Linked DNA regions of Homo sapiens: region 1 is linked to region 2. A link is an interaction called in ENCODE POLR2A ChIA-PET data of the cell type or tissue named here. Cell type or tissue: PC-9. All regions are shown on one strand. Links, peaks and the distances in the headings refer to the core of each region. The heading gives the core; the rest is flanking DNA.

Evidence for each region. Peaks named below come from ENCODE experiments on the same cell type or tissue, not always from the same donor. Only the 100,000 strongest peaks of a DNase experiment are listed, where the experiment ranks them.
Region 1: POLR2A ChIA-PET joins it to region 2 with 7 read pairs; 2 of 35 experiments call an interaction of 5 or more read pairs at or near these places.

What each region holds. Positions count from the first base shown.
Region 1 is chr5:160,104,111-160,109,491 of GRCh38, forward strand. The region is part of intron 1 of PWWP2A (PWWP domain containing 2A); the gene reads right to left. Among named protein-coding and RNA genes, the nearest start is that of PWWP2A, 13 kb to the right of the region's middle. RefSeq lists a silencer at 1,709-1,909. In PC-9, for the core only: no CTCF peak of the experiment used is centred there; no DNase peak of the experiment used is centred there.
Region 2 is chr5:160,316,814-160,322,194 of GRCh38, forward strand. It overlaps a transcript of CCNJL not described here. Among named protein-coding and RNA genes, the nearest start is that of CCNJL, 6.9 kb to the left of the region's middle. In PC-9, for the core only: no CTCF peak of the experiment used is centred there; no DNase peak of the experiment used is centred there; H3K27ac peaks cover 936 bases.

The DNA of each region.
Region 1 (5,381 bases), core at 304-5,303, 210 kb before region 2:
AGACTCTGTCTCAAAAAAAAAAAAAAAAAAGAAATGAAAAAAGAAAAAGAGGAGACTGGCTGAGAGTGATAGCAATGGCTCATGCCTGTAATCCTAGCACTTTAGGAGGTTGAGGCCAGGAATTTTGAGATCAGCCTGGGCCACACAGGGAGACCCTGCCTCTACAAAAAATTAGCTGAGTGTAGTGACACACGCCTGTGGTCCCAGCTACTTGGGAGGCTGAGGTGAAAGGATCGCTTGAGCCCAGAAGGTTAAGCCTGAAGTGAGCCATGATGGCACCACTGCACTCCAGGCGGGATGACAGAGCAAGACCTTGCCTCTAAAAAAAAAAAAGGACAGAGAGAGAGGCTAGTGAAGTCTTCTGTCTAGTGATGTAATTAAATGTATCTAAATTACTTTGTTAAAAACGTGGCCAGGCACAGTGGCTCACACCTGTAATCCTAGCACTTTGGGAGGCTCAGGCGGGTGGATCACCTGAGGTCAGGAGTTCTAGACCAGCCTGGCCAACATGGCAAAACCCCATTTCTACTAAAAATACAAAAAAATTAGCCAGGCGTGATGGTGGATGCCTGTAATCCCAGCTACTCATGAGGCTGGCGCAGGAGAATTGCCTGAACCCAGGAGGCAGAGTTTGCAGTGAGCCAAGATCGTGCCACTGCATTCCAGCCTGGGCGACAGAGTGAGACTCCCTCTCAAAAAAAACAAAAACAAACAAACAAACTTAAAGCACAGCTATTCTAGTCTGATCCCATCATTTTAAAATTACAAAGAAGAACACAAAAATAATTCCCTTTCCCTTACATTCTCAAATATGAGCCCTTTTCAATAATGTTTAGAAAGCATACTGGTGGCCAGGCCTTGTGGCTCACGCCTGTAATCCAAGCATTTCTGGAGGCCAAAGCAGGAGTATCGTTTGAGCCTAGGTGTTCAAGACATTGTTGTTACTAAAAATAAAACAATTTACTAAAAATAAAACAATTAGCCAGGTGTGGAGGCACAGGCCTGTAGTCCCTGCTATTCAGAAGGCTGAGGCAGGAGGATCACTTGAGACCAGGAGTTCAAGGCTGCAGTAAGCTATGATCATGCCATTACACTCCAGCCTGAGCAACAGAGACTCTGTCTCTAAGGCAAAAAAAAAAAAAAAAAAAAAAAAACAGGCTGGGCGCGGTGGCTCACAGCTGTAATCCCAGCATTTTGGGAGGCTGAGGAGAGTGGATCACAAGGTCAGGAGATGGAGACCATCCTGTGAAACCCTGTCTCTAATAAAAATATAAAAAATTAGCCGGGCACGGAGGCACACGCCTGTAGTCCCAGCTACTCGGGAGGCTGAGGCAGGAGAATCGCCTGAACCTGGGAGGCAGAGGTTGCAGGGAGGCAGAGGTTGCAGCGAGCCGAGATCGCGCCACTGCACTCCAGCCTGGTGACAGAGCGAGACTCCATCTCAAAAAAAAAAAAAAGAACAAAAATGGAAAAAAGAAAGCAAGCATGCCAGAAGGGGACTATAGGGACAAAACTTACCTACTAAAAGACTATAACAATTTCCTCATAAGCCATCAGCCCCAGGTGCTAATGAGAGAAAGAGAAAAAGATTAAGAAAGAGGTTACAGTGAGCCAAGATCGCACCACTGCACTCCAGACTGGGTGACAGAATGAGACGCCATCTCAAAAAAAAAAAAAAAAAAAAATTCCTCAAAGAAAGGTTACCTAACAACTTATTTTAGTCTGAAATCCTTTTCAAATTCAGTCATCCAGCACTTACTAAACACTGACCTGTGCTTAACAGGCTTCAAAGCTGACAATTTGTACTTCCTCTTATGAACAAGTAGGTTTCACTACTGCCAAATCCAAGCCAATCAAGGCAAAACAGCATGCTATCTAATTTAAGACCCAGGACCATGTAGAAGAAATATGATTTCCAAAAATGTCCAAAGTTCACTATATTGAACTGAAGAGCAATTTATGTTTACAGCAAATAGCTGTTGCCTGGTTGAGTGAGGAACAGAGAACTCTTATTTCTAACTGCCAGGTTAACTCCCCAGCAAAACTATAAACTAAGTGGTATGGCGAAATATAGTTAAGTACATTTTAATTAGAACAAGGTTTTCAAACCCCGGAAAATTTTGTATCATTCAAAAAGGCATCTTGAATATATCTACTATTATCTACCATTTACAATTTTAGGCAATTTTGCTTAAGTAACCTCTGAGCCTTGGTGTCTATCTATGAAATGGGGATTAATAGAATTTACTTCAGCAGATTTGCCAGAGTTAAATGAAACAATGTAAACAAAGTATTTGGCACAGGACTTAGCACAGAAATTGAAAATACATAGTAGCTACTATAAAACACAGAAAGTAAAACTTGGCAACCTTCTTAGATTAAATATGCAGGAAAAAATAAACAAAAATTTAAAACCTCACACATTAAAAAAACAAGAAATATGCAAAAAAGTGAAATTAAGTATTATAGGGATTATGAGTTTTAAAAGGCTAAAATCCACTATTCTATAGTAAGTCAACTACATAAAATTGGTTCAAGGGTAAAGAAATGAAAATTATGGACTGCTTAAACTTATAGATTCAGGAAATCATTTGCAAGACTAATCACCAGCTCTACAATAAGGATTTAGATCAGCCACCCGAGTTGCCCATCCCCACATGATACATTGCTTAGTTTGTAATTATGTCTCATTGTTAACTAACCATTAACCTTTTTTTTTTTTTTTTTTTTTTGAGACAGAGTCTCACTCTTTCACCCAGGCTGGAGTGCAGTGGGGAGATCTCAGCTCACGCAACCTTCACCTCCCAGGCTCAAGTGATTCTCATGTCTCAGCCTCCCAAGTAGCTGGGATTACAGGCACACACCACCACGCTCAACTAATTTTTTTGTATTTTTAGTAGATACAGGGCTTCACCATGTTGGCCAGGCTGGTCTCAAACTCCTGGCCTCAAATGAGCCACCCACCTTGGCCTCCCAAAGTGCTGGGATTTATAGGCATGAGCCACCGTGACCGGCCTTAACCGGGAACCTTTAAAACAGGCTTAACAAATTGATTGTTCTATTAAATACTTTGGCAAACTACCCCCTAAAAATCAGTTATCTCCAAATATGGTCCAAGAATCTTCTGTATCAGAATCACTTTGTTTAAAATGCAAAATGATGGAATGAAGCTCAGAAATCTATGCACATTTCTTTTGACAACCACTGCCCAAAAGTGTTTAGTAAAGGCATTCTATATTAAATCTACCTAGAATATAACTTAATCTCCAATTACTTTCTTGCAATACCTGCCACTACAACAAGCTTCTGTTCTGGTACTGTGTGTCTGAATTTACTCAAGAATTTAGGGAAAACAGGGTAAATAAATACCAGGAAATAATGATGCACTTTATAGACAAAAATAACTACTAACACATCTTTCATTTTTTATCAATATGAAATTAACTCAGCCATTACAGTGAAGATAAGCACATAATATATAAACTCTTTAGTAGTCCCACAGAAAACCTGATCTTAGGAAGATTAGACCTTGTTTCAACAAGAGCTTTACTTTAAAATAGTACACAGTAAAGTACAGTCTTATTTACAGTAAGAGGTTGAAAACCTCATCAGAAACCCCAAGTCCAGGCCAGGCGCGGTGGCTCATGCCTGTAATCCCAGCATTTTGGGAGGCCGAGGCCAGGAGTCCAAGAGCAGCGTGGCCAATATGGTGAAACTCTGTCTCTACTAAAAATACAAAAATTAGCCGGATATGGTGGCAGGCACCTGAAATCCCAGCTACTAGGAAGGCTGAGGCACAAGAATTGTTTGAACCCGAAAGGCGGAGGTTCCAGTGAGCCAAGATTGCACCATTGCACTCTGGCCTGGGCGACAAAAGCGAGACCCATCTCAAAAATAAAAAAAAAGGAAACCCCAAGTCCAATAAAACATGCCTAGCATAGTTTGTGTATAACACATCTAGTGTATAAAATATATTTTTAAGTTTTATTTTTAATTCCATAATTTGTTACAGGATTATTTTTTTTTTCTTTTTTTTCTAGAGTAGCTTCTCCATAGACAGAGCAGGGCTACCCCATAGGCAGAGTGGCCCGGAGGATTCTTTAGACTCAGAATGAAACCAGGTTTAATGCCCAACTAATAATCACTTCTGAAAAAGATCATATTAATGCAACATGCAATGGAAGAGCTCACTCTCAACACATACTGCACAGTAGTGGGCGTCCTAAAGCTGTGTGGGTCAGGGAGTGACTGGCACTTGCCTCTTCTCTGTTTCACTGTGTAAAGCCTTTATTGACATCTTGGCATATAAGCAGAATAATCACCAAAAAAATATTACTTATAATGTACCACAACACAATCATTCAAGCATACTACTTGAGGGCCTAAGTTCTCAACCTGGACACTGTAGTATAAGCTACTGATACCACTACTCACTGCTTCACCAGAATGGCTGTATATTTTTCCCACCAAAAGTAGGGCTATTGCACCATACGTTTCATGGTCTCTGTAAAGAAAAGAAATCATTGTCTTGGTTTATATTTCCTCAAAAAACACGTAAATTTTCTACAAATTGCTTTCAAGAACTTAGTGAAAACTGAAGTTTCCTAAGGAAATCATCAATTATTTTTAATCCAACAGTACCCCCATGTACACACACACAGTATTTGTAAAAACATCAATTCTGAAATACAGCTAGCTACCCCCTTTAATATGCACATACCACAAAATTAAAATGCCCAAGCATTTTTTTAAGAGATGGGGTCTCAGTATGTTGCCAAGGCTGGTTCAAACCTCAGGGTTCATGTGATCTTCCTGCCTCAGTCTCCCAAAGTGCTGGGATTACAGGCAAGAGACACCATGCCCAGCCACACAAGTTTTTATTTTTTGTCTTCAGATAGAGTCTCACTCTGTCACCCAGGCTGGAGTGCAGTGGCACAATCTCAGCTCACTGCGACCTCTGCCTCCCAGGTTCAAGCAATTCTCGTGCCTCAGCCTCCTGAACAGTTGGGATTACAGGTGCACACCACCACACCCAGCTAATTTTTGTATTTTTAGTAGAGATGGGGTTTCGCCATGTTGGCCAGGCTGGTCCCAAACTCCTGGCCTCAAGTGATCCACCCACCTCAGCCTCCCAAAATGCTAGGATTACAGTCATGATCCACTGCACCCAGCTACACAAGCATTTTCGAGCATAAACCCTTACTTCATGATTCCTTATTTCCTGTCACATCCCCTGCTCCAAAAAAAAAAAAAATGATTCAGAAAGACCTTTCAGGATTTTTCACTTTTTTCCCCCCATTTAAAAGCTTCTGCAAGAAGATTTTTAAGGATTTCCAGGTGGCTTTATAACTATGAGGAGTGAAGAACTACCTCTTCAGAAG
Region 2 (5,381 bases), core at 305-5,304:
ATGTGTGGACATTTAGCCTGGGAATGTCCATACATTTCTAGCCTTCTGCTTCCATATAACCACACTGCAGTGAATATTTGCTTCCATGTAACCATACTGCAGTGAATATCCTGACAGGGTCAAGCATATAAATTCCTCAAATACTCAACTGTCCAGGGGAAGTTGAGGCATATACTTTGAATAGTGTTTCCTCATGGTGTTAATGGTTGGCACTGCTCCATTCAGGACCAAAAGCATGAAGCCTGGCTCAGTTTATAGAGACAGACGGAAGACATCTGCCTTATTACCACTTTGATCTTTAACCAAAAACCAATCCAATGCCTTTAAATGATTTTTAATCGTGTGCTCTACTTAGTCAAGAGAACATTTGCCAAATCCTTTATGATCCTTGACTACAAGTTCTTGAGATATGAGTCGGCAGATTAGGTCTGAGAACAAGGCAGGAAGAATAAAAAAGCAGCATTTTGCAAACAGAACTCAAAGCCTAGGACATTCATAAAGCTGGTCCACATTACTTTTTTAAATTTAAAAAGGCACAGAAGGAATAAGTGAAAAATAAACCTCCCTCTCACGCAGGGCCAGCTCCATCCATATAGAAAATTTTATCGTTGAACCTGTGTTTTGTAAATGAAGTCCTTCAGGACAGTGAAGCATGCAGGGAGCAGAGGAGACACATGATAAGTGTCTGCTGTTCCGTTCTCTGTTTGCATGTACTATATCCCGTGCCTCATGAGCATAGAATTCCAGTGGACCTGCGATGCATGGAGTTTGGTGACATTCAAAGGGAGCAGAAGGTCAGTGGATCATGTGTACAAGTGGGCATGGGGTGGGGGGAGTACCTGAGAGGCTGTGCTTTCTATTTGAACTAGAACTTGCTTTGGAACACGGAAAGAAGGTGTTATCAGTTTCTGGGGCTGCCATAACAAAGTACAACAATGGGATGGCTTGAAACAAGAGAACTTTCCTCTCTCACGATTCTGGGTACTAGAAGTCCCAAATCAAGGCATCAGTAGGGCCACACTCCCTCTGAAAACTCTAAGGAAAAATTCTTTTTTCCTCTTCCTGGTTTTTGGGGGTGGCCAGGTATTACAACTGGAGTCCCTTGTTCTTCCTTGGCTTGTAGCTACAGCACTCCAGACCCTGCCTGTGTCTTCACACGGGCTTCTTCTCTTTCTCTTCACGTAGTCTTCTTTTTCTTCTTCTTTTTTTGTTTTTTTTTTTTGAGATGGAGTCTCACTCTGTTGCCAGGCTGGAGTGCAGTAGCACAATCTCGGCTCACTGCAACCACTGCCTCCAGGGTTCAAGCAATTCTCCTGCCTCAGCCTCCCCAGTAGCTGGGATTACAGGCACGCACCACCATGCCTGGCTAATTTTTGTATTTTTAGTAGAGACAGGGTTTCACCATGTTGACCAGGCTGGTGTTGAACTCCTGACCTCAGGTGATCTACCCACCTTGGCCTCCCAAAGTGCTGGAATTACAGGCGTGAGCCACCACGCCGGGCCATGTCTTCTTACAAGGACACCGGTCATATTGGACTAAGGGCCCACCCTACTCAATATGATGTCATCTGAACTAATGACATCTGCAATGAACCTATTTCCTAATAAGGTCACATTGTGAGCTACTGAGGGTTAAGACTTCAACTTATCTTTTGTGGAGGTACACCATTCAATCCATAACAGAAGGCAATAGTATTCTAGGAAAGATGAATGACCGGGGAACCCTATCATATGCTTTCTTAGGGGTGTTGTGTCCCTGTGTTAGGCAACCATGTATTATGACATAAATAGAAAGGGAAAAATGGGGCAACCCATAGTTCCTCTTCCTTCAGCTCTTCCTTACTCATTAGTATTATGCCTAAGGTAGAGCGTGTTGATTGGATGTGCATGTATCGAGAGTGAAATAAAAATAGTTAACTTAATTTTGTGGAGTGTTTTCACCATTACGGAAAGAATGAAATATATATGCATGTTCAGGCTACAAAATAGAATTTGTGTAATTTCAGTGATTTTGCATGTGAGCTGTGTTCTTATTTTTGCATTTAAAACTGGCATGCATAATATAAATGATAAAAACTCTTGCTAATACTTTACATTTTGAATTTTTCTTTGCTGAAAATGACATTAAATAGCATATTTTAAAAATATCTCAATAAAAAATTTTTAGAAAGAACTCACAACAAGTTGAGAGAGGGCTCCGTAAACTGTCCAAAAACTATCTCACACTGCTCCCACTCTGTCCCACCTGACTGCCATCCCAGAAGAAATTCATTTATGTTTCCTTCCAAAGATATTCTCTCTTTCTCTTTTGTTTTAAGAGATGGAGTTTTGCTCTGTCATCCAGGCTGGAGTGCAGTGGTATGATCATAGCTCACTGTGGCCTAGAACTCCTGGGTTCAACAAGGGATCCTCCTGCCTCAGCCTTTTGAGTAGCTGGGACTACAAGCAAGGGTCACCTCGCCCAGCCCATGTTGTTTTTAACCTGAAGTCACCCATCTCCTTTGTGAGCAATCCTTGTGGCAAAGTTTTCCCCCTTGCTAGTGATGTATTTTTGTGGATAAATATGAGAAAATTTATCATTTGCGGCATGCTTAGCTTATGCCAGCACTGTGACACATGTCCAAGCAATCACTGAGAGCAGGCTTCCCTACTTCCCAAATAATTATCCATTGCCTTTCTTTCTGTTCTCCCACACCTGCATCTATCTACCCCACACACTTCAGGTTCCTCGAAGACAAGACCTGTATCTTTTCCGTATTTGTATCCCCAACATCTAGCCCAGTGCCTGCAGTAAAGGACGTCGTCAATATAGGTTTACTGAAATAATAAACAACAGGTCAGGCACAGTGACTCAAGTCTGGAATCCCAGTACGTTGGGAGGCTGAGGTGGGAGGATCACCTGAGTCCAGTAGCTTAAGACGAGCCTAGGAAACATAGTGAGACCGTTTCTACAATTTTTTTTGTTTTTTAATTTAGCCAGGTGTGGTGGTGTGCAAGCCTGTTAGTGCCAGCTACTTGGGAGGTTGAGGTGGGGAGATCGTGGCTGCAGTAAGCCCTGATCTCTCCACTGCAGTACAGCCTGAGCAACAGAGCAAGACCCTGTCTCAATAAATAAATAATAAATAAATAAATAAATAAATAAACGATGGATAACATGGATAGCGGAGCTAACGGGGACCTATGGGAATCACCTGGCCCAGACTTCAGACTGGTCAGGAGTTACTGTCCTCATTTTTCAAATGAGATCTAGAAAGTGTGTGACCCTCTATGGGCCACTTATGCTTTTTGGACCTCCTTGTTCATATTAGTAAAATGAGAAAACTACTCTTTCCTTAAAGGACTGTTGTATGACATGAAGAATCATGAGGTATAAATTGCTCTCTAATATTATTTTGTCATCCATAATAATAACAGAGCAGGCTAGAACCTTCCGATGACATTGCTCTTTGGAGCCTGAAGCAAGCTCTGTGAACCCATGGTGAGGCTTGAGTGAGTAGCCTTCCTTCCATGGGCCTCAGTTTCTCCTTCTGTGAAAGGAGGGGGTGGGATTCGATCCCAGAGGACACAATCTGGGGGGATAAGAGGGTCAGGAAGACAACATAACGAGAAGATGACTTACGGCCCTCCTGGTCTAACTTCCCCCACTCCCCAACCTTTGGAAGAAACTTGGAGGGAGAGAAGTATTCCTCTTTATGAGGAAAAAACCGCCTGAGTTTGACAGTCAATGTCCACACCAGCCACAGTGCCAGGAAGCAGTGTGGAGCGATGAGGACTGTGGTTGACCAGTGGGTGCGTGCTGCATCCAGGGTGGGGAGCCCCTTCTGCATCCCCTCAAATTGTGAAAGCTTGGGAATTGGTGCCCACTATTGCCAGATTGTTTGACTTCAAAAGAAAGAGGAAATTGAGATATCTCCTGATTTTAAAATACTGGCTTGACTTTGCCTCTTTCTTTTCTTTCTTTCTTTTCTTTCTTTCCTTTCTTTCTTTCTTTCTTTCTTTCTTTCTTTCTTTCTTTCTTTCTTTCTTTCTTTCTTTCCTTCTTTCTTTCTTTCTTTCTCTCTTTCTTTCTTTTTCTTTCTTTCTTCCCTCCCTCCCTCTGTCCCTTCCTTCCTTCCTTCTTTCCTTCCTTCCTTCCCTCCTTCTCTCCTCTCTGTCTCTCCCTCCCTCTCTCTCTTTCTTTCTTTCTCTCTCTCTCTCTCTCTTTCTTTCTTTCTTTCTTTCTTTCTTTCTTTCTTTCTTTCTTTCTTTCTTTCTTTCTTTCTTTCTTTCTTTCTTTCCTTCTCTCTTTCTCTCTCTCTCTTTTTTTTCCACCATGTGGGCGACACACCACATCAGCCCTGGCTTGGAAACCCTGGCGTAGGTGTGTGATAGGAGCCCTCCAGCCTGACAGGGATTCTGCAGGGAACAATGGGATAAGAGCTTTCCAGACTCCAGGAGGAGGAAATAAAAGGCACCATTAACTTCAACCCCCCTGAGCCTGCCAGCCCTGCTCCTCCAACAGACAATAAACAGGAAGGAGACTGAGACTGGACAGTGAAAGGTGACCAGACAAGCCTGCCGGGGGACCCTCATGCCTAGAAGTTCCTCACTGCCAGCAGCAGGGTGCTGCTTTCCTTGGGCCACCTGGATGCCACAAAGCCACCTTCTATGAGGGGCTTCCGTAGCTTCCAGGGCTGCAAAGACCCAAAGTTCAAGAGCCAAGGATTACGGTCGCAGCCGCTCAGCTGAGGGGACTCAGGCTTGGGGTGGAGAAGGGTTGGGAAATCTATGAAAAATTTCTTGATTACGCAAGTATCATTCTCCTTGTACCACTATTAAAGCACGATTAAAATATTATTAAGATCCTGGCCGGGCGCGGTGGCTCACGCCTGTAATCCCAGCACTTTGGGAGGCAGAGGCAGGTAGATCAGTAGTTCAAGACCAGCCTTGCCAACATGGTGAAACCCTGTCTCCACTAAAAAAATACAACAAAAAAATTAGTTGGGTGTGGAGCCGAGACGGTGCCACTGCACTCCAGCCTGGGCGACAGAGTGAGACTCCGTCTCAAAAAATATATATATTATTAAGATCCTGAACAACACCTCCCCCAACCCTGCCCCCTACCAGCAGGTAACCACTGTGATATTGATGGAATGGTCTTTGGCCAGGCACATAGGCAGTGGGGGTGAGGAAAGGCAGACCAGGTCAGAGCCTACTGTAATAATCCAGCTGAGAGATGGGGCTGGCTTGGGCAGGGGGAAGAGGTGAAGGGAGTGAGGAGGGGCCAGATCTTGAGCATAGTTAGAAACAGGAGCCTATAGGATCTGCTGATGGACTAGATGTGAGGTGTAAGAGAAAGAAATCAGATGACCCCAGGTTTTACCTCTGAACACCTAAAGGGT